Linked DNA regions of Homo sapiens: region 1 is linked to region 2. A link is an interaction called in ENCODE POLR2A ChIA-PET data of the cell type or tissue named here. Cell type or tissue: HepG2. All regions are shown on one strand. Links, peaks and the distances in the headings refer to the core of each region. The heading gives the core; the rest is flanking DNA. Region 1 has its middle 32 kb from the start of CYP26A1. Region 2 has its middle 140 kb from the start of CYP26A1.

Region 1 (10,751 bases), core at 873-8,872, 100 kb after region 2:
TGCTGCAATTACTTTTGTACCAATTTAATAGATTTAAACACAGCCATATCAAAAATTACTTTCAATGTAAAAGCCGCAAATTGAAAGGCAGAGATTGAGGCCCGGCATGGTGGCTCACACCTGTAATCCCAGCACTTTGGGAGGCCAAGATGGGAGGATCACTTGAGCCCAGGAGTTTGAAACCAGCCTGGGCAACATGGTGAAACCCCTTCTCCAAAAAATGCAAAAAAAATTAGCCAGACATGGTGGTGCGTGCCTGTAGTCCAAGTGGATAAAAAGTAGAACTCAAATATATGTTATCTATAAGACATAAAGCTTCATTATGAAGACACACATAGACTGAAAATGCTTATAGCTTTATTTATAATAGCCCCAAACTGAAAACAACCCAAATATACATTCAACAGATGAACAAATCGTGGTATACCAACAAGATAGAATTTTACTCAGCAGTCAAAAGGGACAAACTGTAGTACACCTATCAGCATGGATAAATCTCATAAAAACATTAGGCAGAACAAAAGACTTCAGATCCAAAAGAGTACACACTGCATTGATATAAAGTTCTGGAACAAGCAAAGCTCATCTACAGTTAACGAAAACAGTGGTTGACTAAAAGAGGAATTGACTCCACATAGATATGAGGAAACTTTCTAAGGTGATAGAAAAGTTTACTTTCTTGATTGTGATGGTGATTATACAAATGTGTTCATCTGACAAAACTCATTGAGCTGTATACTTAAAATGTGTGTGATTTAAGGTATGTAAATTCATACCCCCCAAAAATTGTTTTTTTTAAAAAAAGAGGATGAAAATGTGCAATGGTTAAGCCACTGTGGAAAGCAATTTGGCAGTTCTTCAAAAAGTTAAGAATAGAATTATCATATGACCCAGCAATCCCACTCCCAGGTGTATTCACAAAAGAATTGAAAACAGGTACTGAAACAAACACATAGGCACGCATGCTCATGGCCACAGCATTCACAATATCTGAAAGGTGGAAACAACCCAAATGTCCATCAGCAGATACATGAATCACAAATCATGGCATATACATTAAAGGAAATCAAAATAGTGCACCCAAAACCAAAAATCTGACGTATTTTGAGATAGCTGTTCAGAGGGCTTGCAAACAGAAGTAGGCCTGCAAAGCTGCCTTTTGTGGAAGAGACTTGGCATCTGTAGAGAAAATCTGCACAGATGCAGCCAGGCTTTTTCTGAGGCCTTCCTTTGTCTAATCTAGGAAAGATTAACTGAGAGTCTGACACCTTTAAAAGTCTGGAAGAGCCAGGCATGTTGGCTCACGCCTGTAATCCCAGCACTTTGGGAGACCAAGGTGGGTGGATCACCTGAGGTTGGGAGTTCGAGACCAGCCTGACCAACATGGAGAAACCCCGTCTCTACTAAAAATACAAAACTAGCTGGGCATGGTGGTGTATGCCTGTAATCCCAGCTACTCGGGAGGCTGAGGCAGGAGAATCGCTGGAACCTGGGATGTGGAGGTTGCAGTGAGCCGGGATCGTGCCACAGCCTGGGCAACAAGAGCGAAACTCCACTGAAAAAAATAAAAATAAAAATAAAAAAATAAAAGTCTGGAAGACACATTTGCCATCTATTCTTTCTGAGGGCTGCTACCTGTGAAGTTTCATTTACATTACAAGACCACGTATGCTAGCCATGCCTCCCCTTCTCCCCCTCCCATAACCTGTTTTGCCATAATCCAAGCCGTTATTCTTTCTGCAACCTCAAGATGTTGTATAAGCTTCTGAACCCTATTGAGGGGTTGGGGTAATTACTCTGTGGTTTTCTCCCATGTGCACATTAATAAATCTGTGTGCCTTTTCTCTTATTAATTTGCCTTTTGTCAGTTGATTTTTCAGCAAAATTTCACAGGGCAAAGGAGGAGTTTTCCCTTGGCCCTTACAACACAGAATGAAAGAAATATCATTTGGCAATAAAAAGGAACGAACTACTGATACATACTACAGCATGGGTGAGCACTGAAATTGAAAACATTATGTTAAGTGAAAGAAGCCAGACACAAAAAATCACATATCATAGGATCCTATTTACATGAAATATCCAGAATATTTAAATCCATAGAGAAGGCACAGGCCAAGGACTGAGGGAGGGGTAATAGGTTTCCTTCTGGGGTGATAAAAATGGGGACTAGACAGAGGTGGTGCTTGCACCACATTATGAATATACTAAATGCCCCTGAATCGTTCATTTTTCAATGGTTACTTTTATGCTATTTGAATTTCACATCAATAAAAAGAGATTTCTTTCTACTTCCAACCAAGAAAGAGTAATGGAAACCAGATTTACCTCCATGCCTGAAACAACCAAAAAGAATGGACAAAATATATGAAACGGTCGTTTCCAGGACACTTGGTAACAGGCAACAAAGGACAGTGATCCCTGCGTGATAAGGAACAAATGACGGGAAGCCTATGACCGCCCCAGCTTACGGACTTGAAAGAGTTTCCAGGCCACAGCACATGGAGGAGTAATTCAAGCAGAATCCAGCAGACCCCTCAATCGAGGAGACACAGCTAAGAGTCTGGAAAGACCCAGACAGTAAGAGGAATATAGTAACTATAGGAATATAAAATATCTTATTAAACAAAAAAACAAGATGTAACTCAGAATGTCTGGCATCCAATTAAAAATTACCAGGTAAAATAAAGAAGCTAAAAAATGTGATCCAAAATGAGGAGAAAAATTACCAGTTTAAACCAACCCAGAACTAATGCAGATGTCAGAATTAGCAGAGATAGACATTGTAACAGTTATTATAACTATATTTTATGTGTTCGAAAAGTTAAGCAGAGACAAGGAAGATAATACCAGAGGGCTGGGAGAAGACACGCAAACTGAACTTCTACAGATGCAGACTACGATGTCTGAGGTGACAAATAGTGTGGGCTGCGTGCAGTGGCTCATGCCTATAATCCTAGCACTTTGGGAGGCTGAGGCTGGCGGATCACTTGAGGTCAGGAGTTTGAGACCAGCCTGGCCAACATGGTGAAACCCTGTCTCTACTAAAAATAACAAAAATCAGCCAGGCGTGGTGGCACGTGCCTGTACTCCCAGCTGCTCAGGAGGCTGAGGTGGAAGGATAGCTTGAACCTGGAAGATGGAGGTTGCAGTGAGCTGAGATCACACCATTGCACTACACTCTGGGTGACAGAGCAAGACTCCGTCTCAAGAAAAACAAAAAGGAAAAAAAAATACTGTGGATGGGATTAATAGCGGATGAGACATGCAGAAGAAAATAGTAAATTCAAATAGATAGCAATAAAAACTACCCAAAATGAAACAAAGAAAAGAGAATTTTAAAAATGCAAACAGCATCAGTGAGCCATGAGATGACTTCAAGCAGTCCCCAAAGGAGAGGAAAGAGAGAAAGGAAAAAATAATTGAAGAGAATTATTGGCGGCCGGGTGCGGTGGCTCAAGCCTATAATCCCAGCACTTGTGGGAGGCCAAGGCAGGCGGTTCACGAGGTCAGGATATCAAGACCACTCTGGCTAACATGGTGAAACCCTGTCTCTACTAAAAATACAGAAAATTAGCCGGGCGTGGTGGTGGGTGTCTGTAGTCTCAGCTACTTGGGAGGCTGAGGCAGGAGAATGGCATGAACCCAGGAGGTGGAGCTTGCAGTGAGCCGAGATTGCGCCACTGCAGTCCAGCCTGGGTGACAGAGCGAGACTCCGTCTCAAAAAAAAAAAAAAAATTATTGGCTAAAATTTTACAAAATTTGATGAAAAGTATAAATCCACAAATCCAAGGAGCTCAACAAACTCCAAGCACAAGGAATTTGGAAGTATATTATAATCAAAATGCTCCCAACCAGTGTTAAAGAGAAAATCTTAAAAAGCATTCAGAGGGAAAAAAAACCCCACATTATGTACAGAGAAACAGAGGTGGGACAGCAATAAATGTCTTGTTAGAAACAATCGAAAAAAGTAAGACAGTGGAGCAGTATCTTTAAAATACTGAAATAAAAAAAACTATTAATCTAAAATTCTCTACTTGGTAAAAAATGTCTTTCAAAAACAAAAGTAAAATAAAGACTATTAGGCAGACAAAAGCTGAAAGACTTAATTAGAACAGACCCACATTACATGAAAGGTTTTTTTAAAAGTTCAGGTTTCCCTGCCAATGGGGCATGAGGATCCGGTGTTCCATTCTAGCGGGAAAATGTGGACTTGGCTGAAGAGCAGGCCCATATAATGTTTGAGAAGACCATGAAATACATCAGGGAGAATCTGCTGCCACTTGACAGGCCCGACGGCACCTACGCTATGTGAGTGAGAAGATTCTGAAGTTGGCTGCCAGTATCTCCAGGGACAAGCTGGTGTTGCTGGGAACCTGCTTCGGAAAATTCACTAAGACCCACAGGTTTCAGTTGCACATCACAACTCTGGATTACCTTGTACCCTATACCAAGTATAAAGTGCGGATAAAGCCTAGAGCTTCTTCCTGGAGCAGGTCAGTCCTTCCCGTATGGGAACCATCTGTTGAAATATGGTCTGGGTTGAATCACCAAAAAGACTTCTCAGTACCAGGCAGTGGTGGTGTGCTCCATGGCAGACATTCCTTGGGTTTTGGGGTGGCAGGAAAATCTACACAAGACTGCAGAAAAGTGGACCTCCTGGTGACTGTGGTATTTCATCATGCAGACACTGGGAAATATGTGAGACATGAAATGACGTTGACTTAAAACGAAGTCAAGGCCTCACAGCTGTGTGGAAGGGCCAAGCTTTGTTCCCTGTATTTGTGCAGACTCCACTATCATGTTGAACTTTGTCAACACTGTGACCTCTTCAGGGACTCCTCTGTTTACTATTCTCTCTACCACTGACAGATGCAGGCTGGATTCTTACTGTACAGAAATGACTTTAAAATGGAGTTTCAGATCTTTGTGTTTGCACTAAATAGAATGTTTTGTTTTGTATTTGAATCAGGCGGCTTCTTGTTCTGAATAACAGGTTCAAAATCATTGGAACTGAGGACAAGAATATCTGTGATAACACTTTGTTTTCCAAACTCATAAGAGCACAATGGATTTTCTCTGTTGTTTATTCACATGATGAAAGATAGATATTGACACATCAGAATAGTAGGCCACTCCTGGGATTTTGCATATGAAATTTGGCTAAAATAACAAGAGAAATTTATTCAGCTATTTTTCTATACAGTAAATTCTGTATGGTGAGGAAGAAAAACTTGGGTTCAAACCCCAGTTCTGCTGCTGACCAGCTATATGGCCTTGGATGAGTCATTCAACTTTAATAAGCATCATTTTCTTCTTCTGTTTGAAAAAACCACAAAACTTTTAAAAGCTTTAATCATTTACCTGAGAATGGTTTTTAGAATTAGAAATCAGGCCGGGCATGGTGGCTCATGCCTGTAATCCCAGCACTTTGGGAGGCCAAGGTGGGTGAATCACCTGAGGTCAGGAGTTCAAGATCAGCCTGGCCAACGTGGTGAAACCTTGTCTCTACTAAAAATACAAAACATTAGCCTGGCATGGTGGCACACGCCTGTAATCCCAGCTACTCAGGAGTCTAAACCAGGAGAATCGCTTGAACTCGGGAGGTGGAGGCTGCAGTGAGCTGAGATCGTGCCATTGCACTCCAGCCTGGGCAACAAGAATGAAACTCCGTCTCAAAAAATAAAAATAAAATTAGAAATCATAATTGTAAAGCATCTAGCACAGTGCCTGGGAAATGTTACGTATTGAATAAATGGTAAGAGTTATTTTTCTAGTACATATATTATGTATTTCTATTACGAGGTGTGGGGTCTTATGAGTGTCATTTGATTACATTATCTTGTTTTTTTGTTTTTTTTTTTGTTTTTTTTTTTTTGTTTTTTTTAATGAGAAAGAGTCTCGTTCTGTTGCCCAGGCTGGAGTGCAATGGCGCCATCTTGGCTCACTGTAACCTCCACCTCCTGGGTTCAAGTGATTCTCCTGCCTCTGCCTCCCGAGTAGCTGGGATTACAGGCGTGCACCACCATGCCCAGCTAATTTTTTTGTATTTTTAGTAGAGACGGGGTTTCACCATATTGGCCAGACTGGTCTCAAACTCCTGATCTTGTGATCCACCCGCCTTGGCTTCCCAAAATGCTGGGATTACAGGTGTGAGCCACCACGCACAGCCTACGTTATCTTGTTTTTTACGAGCTGTTTCCTCGCTCTTTTTCTTGGATAGAATGAGCCCAGGCTGAAATGTTTTTTTTATCACTTTGATTTCATGAAACATAATTTATTCACAGGAAAAAAAAGTTCAGGCAGAAGGTAAGTGATACCAGATATAACTATGTATCTACACAAAGGAACAAAGAACACCAACAATGTTAGCTATATAAGATTTGTTCTTAATACGCAAATATCTTTAAAAATAATTAATAGTTTTGGGGTTTGTTTTTTTTAACCCTTATTCTATCTTTATTTTTATTAATAAGAATGAAGAACATAAACAGAAAACATGTAAAAATAGAAGTAATTATACAATGTAAAAGATTCCCTCTTCAAAAAAGACAAAGAGCACAAGTTTTTAAAATTATCAGTTTACACCCTCAAAATATGGAACAATTTCTTTAACACAACCATACTCAATATCATTGGCAATTAAGTGAAAAGTAAACAATTCACACAAAGCTGGTGAAAATGTAAACTGGCACAGCTTTGCTGTAAGAAAAAAATCAAGTGAATATTAAAAGCTTTGGAAAATAACCTTTCATACATCCAACAATATTTATTTGTTAGGCCCCGTATGAGGTTTTAAATATGTTAACAAGACTGACCTTGTCCCGGTTCATGATCCAGTGGTGGAATGATGAAAGACAAAATTTTTAAAATAATAGCTAATTACAAAAGATGTTATGGAAGGAAGAGTCTACTTAAGAAAAGGGTAGTTGGGCAAAGCCTGAGAGGTATCCTGTATACTATAGATTGTACTAAATGCTATACATATATTGATAATAGACAGGTTTAATTAAAAAATAACAACATATCAAGAGGTTTCTAACATGTTTAAATGTGTATACTTATACCAAATAAAATGTTTATATATATATATATATATATATATATATATATGTATATATAGCAACAGGAGCATAAAGGCCTAAAGGTAAAAATATGAATCCGAGGTATATTGTTGTAAGGTTATTATACTACATAGGAAGTGATATAATATCATGTGAAGATAGACTGCATAAATTCAAACTAACAAAACCAAGAGTTACAACAAGCCAACTATTGAAATGAAATGGAATAATAAAAGTTAATTCAAAAGGTTTTCAAAAAGAGGAAAAGGGGAACAAAAAACCGAAAATATAAAGTGAAATAAGTAGCAAAATGGTGGATTTAACTCTATCCATATCAATAATCACATTATATGTAAATGGTCTAAATATCCCTATTAAAAGGCAGAGACTGCCAGACTGGGTAAAAAAGCAAAATGCAATAATATGCTGCCTAGAAGAAACCAACCTTAAAGGTAAAGAACAAATAAGGCTCAAAGTATAAGCATGGAAAAAATATACCATGCTAACACTAATCAAAAGTAAGTGGAGTGGCTATATTAATTTCAGACAAAGTAGAAAAGTAAGTTTCAGAGAAAAAAATTACCAGAGATAAAGAGGGTTATTTCATAATGATAAAAGGGTCAAAGCATCAAAAAGGCATAATTAATTTTGTTTATGCACCTATTAATATAGCTTTGTAATACATGAAGCAAAAACTGATAGAATTGAAAAGGAGAAGTAAAATCACAATTATTGTTGGAGATTTCAACACACTTTTTAAAAACAATCACTAGAACAAGTCAGAAAATCAGTAAGGATATAGATGAATCAAATAACACTGTCAACCAACTTGACATAATTCATATTTATAGATCATTCATTCCACCCAACAACAGCAAAATGCACTTAACTGCACATGGAATATTTACTATGATAGAATATATGCTGAGCCATAAAACAAGTCTTAATTTATTTGGAAGGATTCAAGTCAAACAAAGTGTGTTCTCTGACCACAATAGAACTAAATTATGAAATTATGTATCAGTAGCAGGGAGATATCTGAAAATTTCTCCATGTATTTGAAACAAAATAATACATTTGAAATAACCTATGGGTCAAAGAAGAAATCAAAAGGGAAATTAGAAAGTATTTTAAAGAGAATGAAAATGAAAACACCATATCAAATTTTGTGCTCAAGAAGCACAAATTTCATGCTAAAGCAGCATTAGAAGGAAATTTATAGCACTAAAACACCTAGTTAGAAAAGTGCAAATGTCTCAAATTAATGACTTAATTTTCCTCCTTAAGAAACTAGGAAAAGAAGACCAAATGAAACCCAAAGTAAAAAGAATAAAAGAATAAAGAGCAGATCAAAAATCAATTAAAAAAAAACACACACACAGAAAAAGGGGCCGGAGCGGTGGCTCATGCCTGTAATCCCAGCACTTTGGGAGGCTGAGGTGGGCAGATCACCTGAGGTCAGGAGTTTTAAGACCAGCCTGGCCAACAGGGAGAAACCCCATCTCTACTAAAAATACAAAAGTTAGCCAGGTGTGGTGGCAATGCGCCTGTAATCCCAGCTACTCGGGAGACTGAGGCAGGAGAATCACTTGAAACTGGGAGGTGGAGGTTGCAGTAAGCTGAGATCGCACCATTGCACTCCAGCCTGGGCGACAGGGCGAGACTTTGTCTAAAAAAAAAAAAAAAAAAAAAACCACACAGAAAAAGAACATAAAATAAAGGAAAAACTAATTTTTGAGAAAATAAACCTCTAGCCAGATTGATCAGGAAAAAAGGAGAAAATACGCAAATTGCCACTAACATAAATGAGAGATGTGACATCACCACAAACTCTACAGATACTAAAAGAATAAAAAGAAATTATTATAAAAACCTTTATGCCAATAAACTTGAAAACTTAGGTTAAATGGACAAATTCCTTGAAAGACAAAAATTACTGGCCAGGCACGGTGGCTCATGCCTGTAATCCCAGCACTTTGGGAGGTTGAGGCGGGTGGATCACAAGGTCAGGAGATCGAGACCATCCTGGCTAACACGGTGAAACCCTGTCTCTACTAAAAATACAAAAAATTAGCCGGGCATTGTGGCGGGCACCTGTGGTCCCAGCTACTCGCAAGGCTGAGGCAGGAGAATGGCGTGAACCTGGGAGGTGGAGCTTGTAGAGAGCCAAGATCGCGCCACTGCACTCCAGCCTGGGCAACAGAGCAAGACTCCATCTCAAAAAAAAAAAAAAAGGAAAGACAAAAATTACTAAAGCTCACTCAAGAAGGAATGTAACCTAAATAGGCCTATATCTATTAAATAAATTGAATTTGTGAGTAAAAACCTTCCCATAAATGTCCAGGCCCAAATGGCTTCATAGGTGAATTCCACCAAACATTAAAGGACAAAATAATACCACTTCCACATAAACTCTTCTAGTAAAGTGAAGAGGAAGGAATGATGCTTAATTGATTCTATGATGTCAGGACTACCTTGGTACCAAGACTACACAGACACATTACAGGGAAAAATATCTACAACTCAGCATTCCTTAAGAACATAGATACAAAATTCTTAACAAAATTGTATCAGAGCCTGTCTCAGTGTCTCATACCTGTGTAATTCCAGCATTTTGGGAGGCCAAGGTGGGAGGATCACTTGAGCCCAGGAGTTTGAGACCACCCTGGGCAACATAGGGAGATCCCGTCTATACAAAAAAAATTTTTTAATTAACTTGGCACGGTGGTGGGTGCTGGTAGTCTCAGCTACTCAGGGTGATAAGCTGGGAGGATCACTTGAGCCCAGGAGGTCGAGGCTGCAGTAAGCCATGATCTCACCATTGCACTCCAGCCTGGGTGGCAGAATAAGACCCCCATTTCAAAAAAAAAATAAAGGCCAGAAGCAGTGGCTTATGCCTGTAATCCCAGCCCAGCACTTTGGGCAGCTGGGGCAGGTGGATCACCTGAGGTCAAGAGTTCAAGACCAGCTTGGGCAACATGGCAAAATCCCATCTCTACTAAAAATACAAAAATTAGCCAGGCATAATGGCACATGCCTGTAGTCCCAGCTACTCAGGAGGCTGAAGCATGAGAATCACTTGAACTGGGGAGGCGGAGGCTGCAGTGAGCCAAGATCACACCACTGCACTCCAGCCTGGGTAACAGAGCAAGACTCCATCTCAAAACATCATCATCATCATCATCATCATCACCATCATCATCGTCATCATAAAGTAAAATAAAAAGTCTGGGCTTGGTGGCTCACACCTGTAATTTGTAACTTTAGGAGGCCGAGGTAGAAGAATCCCTTGAGCCCTGGGCAAGACAGTGAGACCCTATCTCTACAAAAAAATTCAAAAATTAGCTGGGCATGGTGGTATGTATCTATAGTCCCAGCTACTCAGAAGGCTGAGGCAGCAGTATCTTCTGAGCCCAGAAATTCAAGGCAGCAGTGAGCTATGATCATGCCACTGCTCCAGCCTGGGTAACAGAGTGAGATCACATCTCTAAATAAATAAATAAATATATATTTTTTAAATTTAACAAATACAGTCTTAAAAATATCTAAAAAGACTAGGTAAGCTTTATCCCAGGAATGCAAGATTAGTTTAAAATCAGTGTAATTTACCATATTAGAGGCTGAAAAAGATAAATCATATGAACATCTTAATAGATGCAGTGAAGACATTTGATAAAATCTAACATC
Region 2 (10,751 bases), core at 1,720-9,719:
AGTGTGTCATGTGGTAGTCACTGGGTTCTGAGACACATGGGCACCCAGAACCCCTTCCCACAGAGCCAGGGCCAGGGTGACAATGGGCCACTTAGCCAACAGCAGCCTGAGGGAAGAGAAATGATCCCATGGCCGCTGGCCCTGATGGAGGACCAGGCACCTCTGACAGATCCTGTGATACCCTTCGGGGGCTAGGCTCTGTAGGTGGGTCCTGAGGCCCTGAGACTATTGCAGGCAGCCAGGCAGTTCAGGCCTCTGCCAGGGGGAAAGGCTGTGGTGACCACAAAGGCAAGCCCCAGCATCTCAGAGCCAGCCCAGGCCACACACTGTGCTGACCACGACTGAGGTGTTGCATACCTGGTTACATCTCCAGGGTCTAGGATGGACCTTCCAGGAGAGGATACAGAAGGAACACAGGATATCAGACTCGAATCACCTGCTTGGTCAGGTACCCCTGTCACCAACAAAACAAGCCACTTAGTCACAGATTCCCCCAGCTCATTCCCACACTCCCTTTCTTCTTGGAGAGGAGGGACTGCAGCAAGTTTACATCAACCAGGACTTATTGAGGGAACACAGTACCAGCCTCCACCAGTTACTGAGTGAGACCCAATCCCGACATATCGTAATCACAGCACTAAATCTGAAGCTGTCATAATCACAGCACTAAAATGGAGGTCAGTCACACTGAGACTTTGAGGGGTGTGTTGATGGGGAGAAAAGACAAGAGACAAATAATCCCAATATAGTGCCTGGCTCCCAGCAAGAGTTCTGTAAGCTTGAAATGGAATACAGAGAGGAAAAGAAGGGACAGGAGAAGGAGGGAAAGAGGGGGAAGTGAGGAAGGAAGAAGGGAAGGAAAGGGAAGGGAAATTACTAGGTGATAGTGATCTAATTGCAATTTCTTGCAATGCTTTAGGTGTCGACAGGAAACGCTGTGTTCTGATGTAAAATGGCCACACAACACCATACTCTACAAGCGCACATAACTGCAGGCACACTGCTATACGCACAACTGCCCATAGCCACTTCCACCTGGGTAGACAGCCTCACACTATAGTCTCAACTCCCCAATTCTCCACTGGTCTACAGGACTTGTTTAAAAGCACCCCTCCACTCCTGTCCACTCCCCACTCACCCAGGCACTAGGAAGGCCCCCCCACCCCACAGCCTTCATAGCCCACAGCCACTACCACTCCATACTCAGCTCGCACTCAGATGCGCAGCCACACCCCCGGGGGTACAGCCAGACACACAAGCAAGATGCCTTGTCCCCCCAAAGATTGGGAGAAGCTGGAAAGGACAAAAGGGAGGGAGACCAGGAAAGAAGCAGAGGAGACACTCAGCCCAAAACACTAGATGACCTATCAGCCCTGAGCCTGCTTCCCTGAATTGCCAGGAGCAAAGAGAAGAACAATTCCTTATGGGAGCAGGCGTCCTCCTCCTGGAAGAGGCCTTATATATCCAGGTTCCCGAGCAAGCAGATGTCTGAAAAAGTAATCTGACCCTCTGCGTAATCTCAAGGGACACTTCCTAGTTCTGTTATTCTCTGGTTCCTTGGAGAAGGGCAAAAATAATACATATCATCTCATGTTTGAAACACCTTACTGACACTACCATCTTGTTATAACCATGTGTGGTACTTTGAATCCATTACCTCAACTTACGCAACTTGGCTTGTCATTGCATTCTATGCAACCTTGGCTGGGAGAAAAGAGGTCTGGGTTCCAGTTCTCTGGAGGTCATTTAAACTCCTCCTGTGCCAAATTCCTCACCTCTAAAAGGAGAGGACACTCTAGGTGATGCCTGAGGCCCTTCAAGTTCTAATGTCTTAGGCTTCTACCCATCTAGAACAGTGCTTCCAATAGAAATATCATGTGAGCCACATAGATAATTTTAAATTATCTGGTCACCACCTAAAAAAGTTACAAGAAGTACACTTTGGGCAGATCACGAGGTCAGGAGTTCGAGACCAGCCTGGTGAAATCCTGTCTCTACTAAAAATACAAAAATTAGCCAGGCATGGTGGCACGTGCCTGTAGTCCCAGCTACTTGGGAGGCTGAGGCAGAAGAATCGCTTGAACCTAGGAGGCAGAGATTGCCGTGAGCCGAGATCGTGGCCACTGCACTCCAGCCTGGGTGACAGAGCAAGACTCTGTCTCAAAAAAAAAAAAAAAAAAAGAAAAGTAACAAGAAATAGGTAAAAATAATTTTGATAATAGATTTTATTTAACCCCATATATCCAAAATATCAGTATCTCAACCACTAAGCAGTGTTTTAAAAAATCTTTTGTTTTTTTGAGATGGAGTTTCACTCTTGTTGCCCAGGCTGGAGTGCAATGGTGCCATCTTGACTCACTGCAACCTCCACCTCCCAGGTTCAACGGATTCTCCTGCCTCAGCCTCCCAAGTAGCTGGGATTACAGGTACCCGCCAGCAAGCCCGGCTAATTTTTTGTATTTTTATTAGAGACGGGGTTTCACCATGTTGGCCAGGTGGTCTCGAACTCCCGACCTTGGGTGATCCACCCCCTCATTGGCCTCCCAAAGTGCTGAGATTACAGGCATGAGCCACAGGGCCCGGCCTGTTTTAAAAATTATAATGAGATATTTTACATTTTTTTTTCCTTCTACGTCTTCAAAATCCAGTGTGTATTTTATACTTACAGCACATCTCAATTAAGATGCTAAATTTTCACTGGAAATACCTGATCTGTTTTTAGATTTCATAAAATTTGCAGTTGTAAAAGGTATGACCCACATACCTAAATTGTTCCAAATACATTTAAAAATTTTTTCCAATAACTGAATCAAGCATTAGGTTTTCCGCTCTTTTTAGTTGACAAGTAATAATTGTACACATTTATGGGTACAGCATATTTCAATATGCATATTTAGTGTACAATGGCCAAATCAGTGTAATTAGCATATGAATCACCTCCAATATTTATCATTTATTTGTGTTGTGGACATTCAAAATCCTCTCTTCTAGCTTTGTGAAAACATACAATAAATGACAGTTAACCACATTTACCCCACAGTGCTGCAGGACACCAGAACCATTCCTTCTATCTAATATTGGTTTTTAAATTAAACTTGAATTAATATACAATTGTGATCTTCTCTTGCATTAGTCACATTTCAGGGACTTCACTGCTGCACGTGGCTTTCCATAGTGGAGATCGTTGCATGGGACAGTGGGGAGGGGTCCCGTAGGTGTGACCCTTCCCGCCCTGCTCACAGCCCCAACTGACTGCTAGTTCAGAGTGAGAGTGGACAGGTGTCACAGCCAATGTCAAGCCAGGCAACACCTGCTTGGCCACTTCATTGTCTGCGTACCAAGGAGAAGCCAAAGAAGGGCAGGCCTATCTGGTCCGTGGGCACAGTCCCCAGCCCCTTTCCATGGAGCTGCTGCCAACGTTTCCACAGGCAGAGGCCATGTTTCCAGCTCAGACGCAAAGGCATGGGGAGGCGGCAGGCATCTGAGCTTCCTTTTCTTACTCAAAGGAATGCCCACCAGGCAGCCAGCCAGGGCACAGCCCAGACTCTACGTGTCACTTTGGGGATTTGGGCTTTATTAGCACAAGTCAGATGCAGTGTGATAGGGGCGGTGGTAGTGGTGAGCAGGCAGTAGGGACAAAGTTCCAGGGGACGGTGGGGGAAGCATTAGCACTAGCAAACAAGGTCAAGAGAAGGGCATATCTGCTCTACCAAGGGTACAGGGAGAGTTCATAGATTTCAGAAATGTCACTTGGAAACTCACAGCACTGCTTGAGGGGAAGCATCGAAAGACACTGCCAGGACAATCCTTTTATGCCTTCTGGAACTGTGGAGAAACGTTACAACCAGCAAGGGCTTTACACTTTAATTTTTTCTTTTTAATAGAGATACGATTTTGCCATGTTGCCCAGGCTGGTCTTGAACTCTGCGCTCAAGCGATCCACCTGCCTCGACCTCCCAAAGTGCTGGGATTACAGACATGAGCCACTGCGCCTGGCCAGCTTCACGCATATTGTTATAATCTTCATGGACAAATCGAAACTCAAGTAACTTGCCTAAGGCTTTTCATCTACAAAGCTGAAATTTAAATTCAAGTCTATTTGACTCCAAAGGCTGCACCAAAGATTTAATACTAATAACATTTTTATTATTATTATTATTTCAGATGGAGTTTTGCTCTTGTTGCCCAGGCTGGAGTGCCATGGCGTGCTCTCGGCTCACTGCAACCTCCGCCTCCTGGGTTCAAGCGATTCTCCTGCCTCAGCCTCCTGAGTAGCTGGGATTACAGGCATGTGCCACCACACCTGGCTAATTTTGTATTTTTCATAGAGATAGGTTTTCTCCATGTTGGTCAGGCTGGTCTCGAACTTCCGATCTCAGATGATCCACCCACCTCGGCCTCCTAAAGTGCTGGGATTACAGGCGTGAGCCACCACGCCCCGCCAATAGTACCACTGTTAATTAGTTATTAATAATATCTAATAATAACAGGTTATGTTTATTGAATGATGCCATGTGCCTGACACCATGCCAGGTAGTTTATAGACTTGAACTAATTTATACTCACATTTCTGTGAAGTATGATTTCATACCCATCTTACAAATAAGGAAAACTGAGTTTCACAGAGGTCATGTAACTTGTCCAAGGTCTTGAAACTTCTAAGTAATAGAACAGATTCGAGCCTAACTTCCAAGCACATGAGCTTAGCCTTGATGTACTGCCTCTTATGGGAATACTTATGGTGGCAGATGCTGCTGATGTCCCACACTGTATCTTCTTGGTCCACATCTGAGCTCACTACAGCATCCCACCTCAAGTGCCTGCATCTCTGCTTCTCTGCCTGAAGGCTTTCTTGGGCACCTGGGGAGCTGTGGGGGACTTAGCACCTTTGGACATGCATTAGAGTCTGAGAGCTGCTATGACAATGTTCCATAAATGGGTTGGCTTAAAACAACAGAGATTTATTCTCTGACAGTTCTGGAGGCTAGAGGTCTGAAGGCAAGGTTGATACCTTGGTGGTTGATACCAGCAAGGCCACACTTTCTCTGAAGGCTCTTGGGGAAGGTCCTGCCTCACCTCTTCCTGGCTCTTGGGGGTTGCTGAAAGTCCCTGGCAGTCCTTGGCACGTGGCAGCATCCCTCCAATCCTGCCCCCATCTTCACATGGCTGCCTTCCTGCTGTATATCCCTGTTCTTGTGTCTCTTCTCTTCTCAAGGATACCAGTCTTATTGGATTAATGGCTGGCTCTACTCCAGGCTGACCTCAGCCTTTTTTTTTTTCTGTTGAGGCAGAGTCTCGGCTGTGTGGCCCAGGCTGGAGTGCAGTGGCACAATCTCGGCTCACTGCAGCCTCCACCTCCCGGGTTCAAGCAATTCTCCGGCCTCAGCCTCCCGAGTAGCTGGGATTACAGGCCCCGCCACCATGCCTGAGTAGTTTTTGTATTTTTAGTAGAGATGAGGTTTTGCCATATTGGCCAGGCTGGTCTGGAACTCCTGATCTCAAGTGATCCCCCTACCTCGGCCTTCCAAAGTGCTGGGATTACAGGCATGAGCCACTGTGCCCAGCCTGACTTCATCTTAATTAATTACATCTGCAACAACTTTATTTCCAAATAAGGTCACATTCTGAGGTTCCAGAAAGAACATGACTTTTGGGGGCACACTATTCAACCCAGTTCAGGGGGCAGTCTTCAGCCGACGAGGGAGGTGAGGGGGTAGCCAAATGCTCCAGCCACCCCATCCTCTGGTGGCACAATTCAAAGGCGTGTTCCACGTGAATTCCCAGAGGTTCCCCAGTGAGACTGAACCTCAGCTGCCCATAAGAGCCCTGCTCATTAATGTACCCATTATTGACTTTTCTTATTTCCCTGTCTCACTTTCCCTACTTCTTCATTTGGGCTTCCTAGGATCACCACCCAAATAAACTACATGTCCCCAGGTTTTTTTTTTGGGGGGGGGGGCAGGGAATTCAAATGCATGACCTATTTTTGGTTAAAAGTGAAAAGAGATTCTTGTCTTCTGTCCAAGTTGGTCACTTCCCTGCGCCAAAGTGAACAGTAGCCAACATGTCAGGGTGGGAGTTGTATTACAAAATCGAGGGCGATGAAGAAGCAGAAGAAGAAGAAGAAGAGAACCTTGAAGCAAGTGGAGACTATAAATATTCAGGAAGACATAGTTTGATTTTTTTGGTTGATGCCTCCAGGGCTATGTTTGAATCTCAGAGTGAAGTTTTGATTCCTTTTGACATGAGCATCCAGTGTATCCAAAGTGTGTACATCAGTAAGATCATAAGCAGTAAGAAAGATCATAAGCAGTAAGATTATAAGCAGTAAGAAAGATCATAAGTAGTGAGATCATAAGCAGTGAGATCATAAGCAGTAAGATCATAAACAGATCATAAGCAGTGAGATCATAAGCAGTGAGATCATAAGCAGTGAGATCATAAACAGATCATAAGCAGTGAGATCATAAGCAGTGAGGTCATAAACAGTGAGATCATAAGCAGTGAGATCATAAACAGATCATAAGCAATGAGATCATAAGCAGTGATTGAGATCTCTTGGCAGTGGTGTTCTATGGTACCGAGAAAGACAAAAATTCAGTGAATTTTAAAAATATTTACGTCTTACAGGAGTTGGATAATCCAAGTGCAAAACAAATTCTAGAGCTTGACCAGTTTAAGGGGCAGCAGGGACAAAAACGTTTCCAAGACCTGATGGGCCACGGATCTGACTACTCGCTCAGTGAAGTGCTGTGGGTCTGTGCCAGCCTCTTTAGTGATGTCTGGTTGAAGATGAGTCATACGAGGATCATGCTGTTGACCAGTGAAGAAAACCCCCATGGCAATGACAGTGCCAAAGCCAGCCAGGCCAGGACTGAAGCCGGTGATCTCCAAGATACAGGCATCTTCCTTGACTTGATGCACCTGAAGAAACCTGGGGGCTTTGACCTATCCTTGTTCTATAGAGATACCATCAACATAGCCGAGGATGAGGACCTCAGGGTTCACTTTGAGGAATCCAGCAAGCTAGAAGACCTGTTGCCGAAGGTTCACGCCAAGGACACCAGGAAGCAAGCACTCAGCAGGTTAAAGCTGAAGCTCAACAAAGATATAGTGATCTCTGTGGGCATTTGTAATCTGGTCCAAAAGGCTCTTAAGCCTCCTCCAGTAAAGCTCTATCAGGAAACAAATGAACCAGTGAAAACCAAGACCCTGGCCGGGTGCGTTGGCTCACGCCTGTAATCCCAGCACTTTGGGAGGCCGAGGCAGGCGGATCACCTGAGGTCGGGAGTTCAAGACCAGCCTGACCAACATGGAGAAACCCCGTCTTTACTAAAAAAAAAAGACAAAATTAGCCAGTCGTGGTGGTGCATACCTGTAGTCCCAGCTACTCAGAAGGCTGAGGCAGGAGAATCGCTTGAACCCGGGAGGCGAAGGTTGCGGTGAGCCGAGATTGTGCATTGTACTCCAGCCTGGGCAGCAAGAGCGAAACTCTGTCCAAAAAAAAAAAAGAAAAGAAAAACAGAAAAAACAAAGACCCGGACATTTAACACAAATACATGCAGTGTGCTTCTGCCTAGTGATACCAAGAGGTCTCAGATCTTTGGAAGTCATCAGATTATACTGGAAAAAGAGGAAACAGAAGAGCTAAAATGGTTTAATGATCCAGGTTTGATGCTCCTGGGTTTCAAGCCCTTGGTAATGCTGAAGAAGCACCATTACCTGAGGCCCTCCCTGTTGGTGTACCCTGAGGAGTCGCTGGTGATTGGGAGCTCAATCCTGTTCAGTGCTCTGCTCATCAAGTGTCTGGAGAAGGAGGTCATAGCATTGTGCAGATACACGCCCCACAGGAACATTCCCCCTTATTTTGTGGCTTTGGTGCCACAGGAAGAGGAGTTGGATGACTAGAAAATTCAGGTGACTCCTCCAGGTTTCCAGCTGGTCTTTTTACCCTTTGCTGATGATAAAATGAAGGTGTCCTTTATGTATGTATGTATGTATGTATGTATGTATGTATGTATGTATGTATTTATTTATTTATTTATTTTTGAGACGGAGTTTCACTCTTGTTGCCCAGGCTGGAGTACAATGGTGCGATCTCGGCTGACTGCAACCTCTGCCTTCCGGGTTCAAGCAATACTCCTGCCTCAGCCTCCCGAGTAGCTGGGATTACAGATGCCTGCCACCATGCCCAGCTAATTTTTTGTATTTTTAGTAGAGATGGGGTTTCACCATGTTGGCCAGTCTGGTCTTGAACTCCTGACCTCAGGTGATCCGCCCGCCTCTACCTCCCAAAGTGCTGGGATTATAGGCATAAGCCACCGCGCCCGGCGAATATGCCCTTTACTGAAAAGGTCATGGCAACTCCAGAGTAGATGGACAAGATGAAGGCTATCATTCAGAAGCTCCGCTTCACATACAGAAGTGACAGCTTTGAGAATCCCGTGCTGCAGCAGTAAGTACTTCAGGAACCTGGAGGCCTTGGCCTTGGATTTGATGGAGCCTGAACAAGCAGTAGATCTGACATTGCCCAAGGTTGAAGCAATGAATAAAAGACTGGGATCCCTGGTGGATGAGTTTAAGGAGCTTGTCTACCCGCCAGATTACAATCCTGAAGGGAAAGTTACCAAGAGAAAGCACAATAACGAAGGTTCTGGGAGCAAAAGGCCCAAGGTGGAGTATTGAGAAGAGAAGCTGAAGACCCACATCAGCAAGGTCATGCTGGGCAAGTTCACTGTGCCCATGCTGAAAGAGGCCTGCCGGGTGGATGGGCTGAAGAGTGTGCTAAAGAAGCAGGACCTGCTGAAAGCCCTCACCACGCACTTCCAGGACTGACCAGAGGCCGCGCGTGCAGCCGCCCTTCCACACCATTCCCAGGCTGCCTGGCCTTGTTCTCAGCCAGTTAAAATGTGTTTCTTCTGAGCTAGGAAGGACTTTAAGTTTTTGAGGCTTTCTGTTGCCATGGTGATGGTGTAGCCCTCCCACTTTGCTGTTCCTTACTTTACTGCCTGAATAAAGAGCCTTAAGTTTGTACTATTAAAAAAAAAAAGTTAAAAGAAAATGAGCCTCAGGCCTTTTGTCTGTTCAGTATGCCTTATCACAGGCAGCCAGGAGGCTTTTCTAGGGTCCTGTAATGATGGTTTTTGCTCCATGTTGGTTTAAGCAGGTTTCTGGGGGCCCACAACACCTTGGATGAGTAGGTGGGAGCCTGCTAGGGAGGGCTGGGTTGGGAAAGTGGGATATATACCTGTAGCTGGTGCTAGGCCTGTGGCTTTATGTAGAATGACTTTGCTGACTTGTGTCATTGAGGTTGACGATTTTATCAGTTATTCACAAGAAATAGTATAAACGTCAAGAAGTGTTTCTCAAACCAAGGGAATCCAATATGATAGCAACTGAGGGAAGATCTAGGGAAGGTGGAACATAGCGTGGTGATAATGTCAATTGGGAATTTCTATTATCTAATATTCATATTATGCCATATCATCTATAGCATCCACCAGCTCTGTGGTTTTGTTCACAATGGGCTCATCCATCACCTAGTTCAACATTTCTCAAATGTATCTTGCCAGATGCTCCTGAGAAAAAAGTTTCTGTGATCCAATCACGTGGATGAATGCTGATTACTATTCACTCTTTTTGAAGAGGCACAGTCCATATTAATATATTAAAAGTTTTGAAAATTTTGCTGTTGAAATTCAAATCCAGTTTAGCATTGCTTCCCATACTTATTTTGCTATGGAATCTCTTCCTCATGTAATACCTATTTAATCTATCATAGAGCTGGTATTCCACAGAATCCACTCTGGGAAACCCCAATCTATTTAACTAGTGTGGGTGCAAAAATGTCTTCTGCAGCCCACAGGACTTCCTTTGCAGAGTGTGCCAGGGCACAACTGTCCTTTTTTGTCCACACCTCACCCCCAATCTCCAACCTCCCTTCCTCCTTTTTGCTTTTTTCTCCATTTGGGTTTAGGTCACATGGATTCTTGGCTGTGGGCTAACTCCTCCACTGCCATTGCCTTGACACTTAAGTCCTCTTATCTAAGTCCTGCTTGGGGACCTTGGTCCAGCGGGGGTTCGGAGCGGCTCCCTCATCCCTATCTCTTCCAGGTACTAAAAGGGTCTGGGGACCCTCCAGGAGACAGACATCTACAAGGAAATATTCTATCACCAAGGAGCATCCACAAGCAGCCAGCATGATTCAGATCCTCCTACTTGGCTAGGGACACTGGAACTACTTTCCAAACGTGGGGTCTGTTGTGGGTTTAATTGTTTCCCCCCAAAATTTGTAGATGTAAGTCCTTACCCCAGTACCTCAGAATGTGACCTTCTTCAGAAACATAGTTGTTGCAGACATAAGTGATTAAGATGAGATCATACTGGAGTAGAGTGGGCCCCTAATCCAGTATGACTGGTGTCCTTATGAAAAGGGGGAATTTGGAGACAGGCGCGCACATGGGGAAAGCACCACATGAAGACGGGAGCAGTGCCTCCACTACCCAGGAACTACCAGAAGCCAGGAGTGTGGCTTGGAACAGATTTTTCCTTAGTGCCTCAGAGGTAGCACAGCCCCGACAGCAGCTTGGTCTCAGACTTCCAGCCCCCTGAATGTGAGAGAATCAATTTCTGTTGTGTAAGCCACTCTGTGTGTTGTACTTTGTCACTGCAGCCCTGGCACACTCGTCCATGGGGGAGAAGTCTCTGCTTCTTCTCCTCTGGATTCACCAGCAGTGGTTCCTGACCCAGCT

The links. ChIA-PET counts read pairs that join two places held together with the same protein. Peaks named below come from ENCODE experiments on the same cell type or tissue, not always from the same donor. Only the 100,000 strongest peaks of a DNase experiment are listed, where the experiment ranks them.
Region 1: POLR2A ChIA-PET joins it to region 2 with 8 read pairs; 3 of 35 experiments call an interaction of 5 or more read pairs at or near these places.

Annotation. Positions count from the first base shown.
Region 1 is chr10:93,100,846-93,111,596 of GRCh38, reverse strand. It overlaps the pseudogene NIP7P1. Among named protein-coding and RNA genes, the nearest start is that of CYP26A1, 32 kb to the right of the region's middle. RefSeq lists an enhancer at 4,611-4,905. In HepG2, for the core only: no CTCF peak of the experiment used is centred there; a DNase peak (open chromatin) is centred at 4,786; H3K4me3 peaks cover 369 bases.
Region 2 is chr10:93,204,941-93,215,691 of GRCh38, reverse strand. It overlaps the pseudogene XRCC6P1. Among named protein-coding and RNA genes, the nearest start is that of CYP26A1, 140 kb to the right of the region's middle. RefSeq lists enhancers at 2,847-3,372, 3,373-3,900 and a silencer at 8,706-9,000. In HepG2, for the core only: no CTCF peak of the experiment used is centred there; no DNase peak of the experiment used is centred there.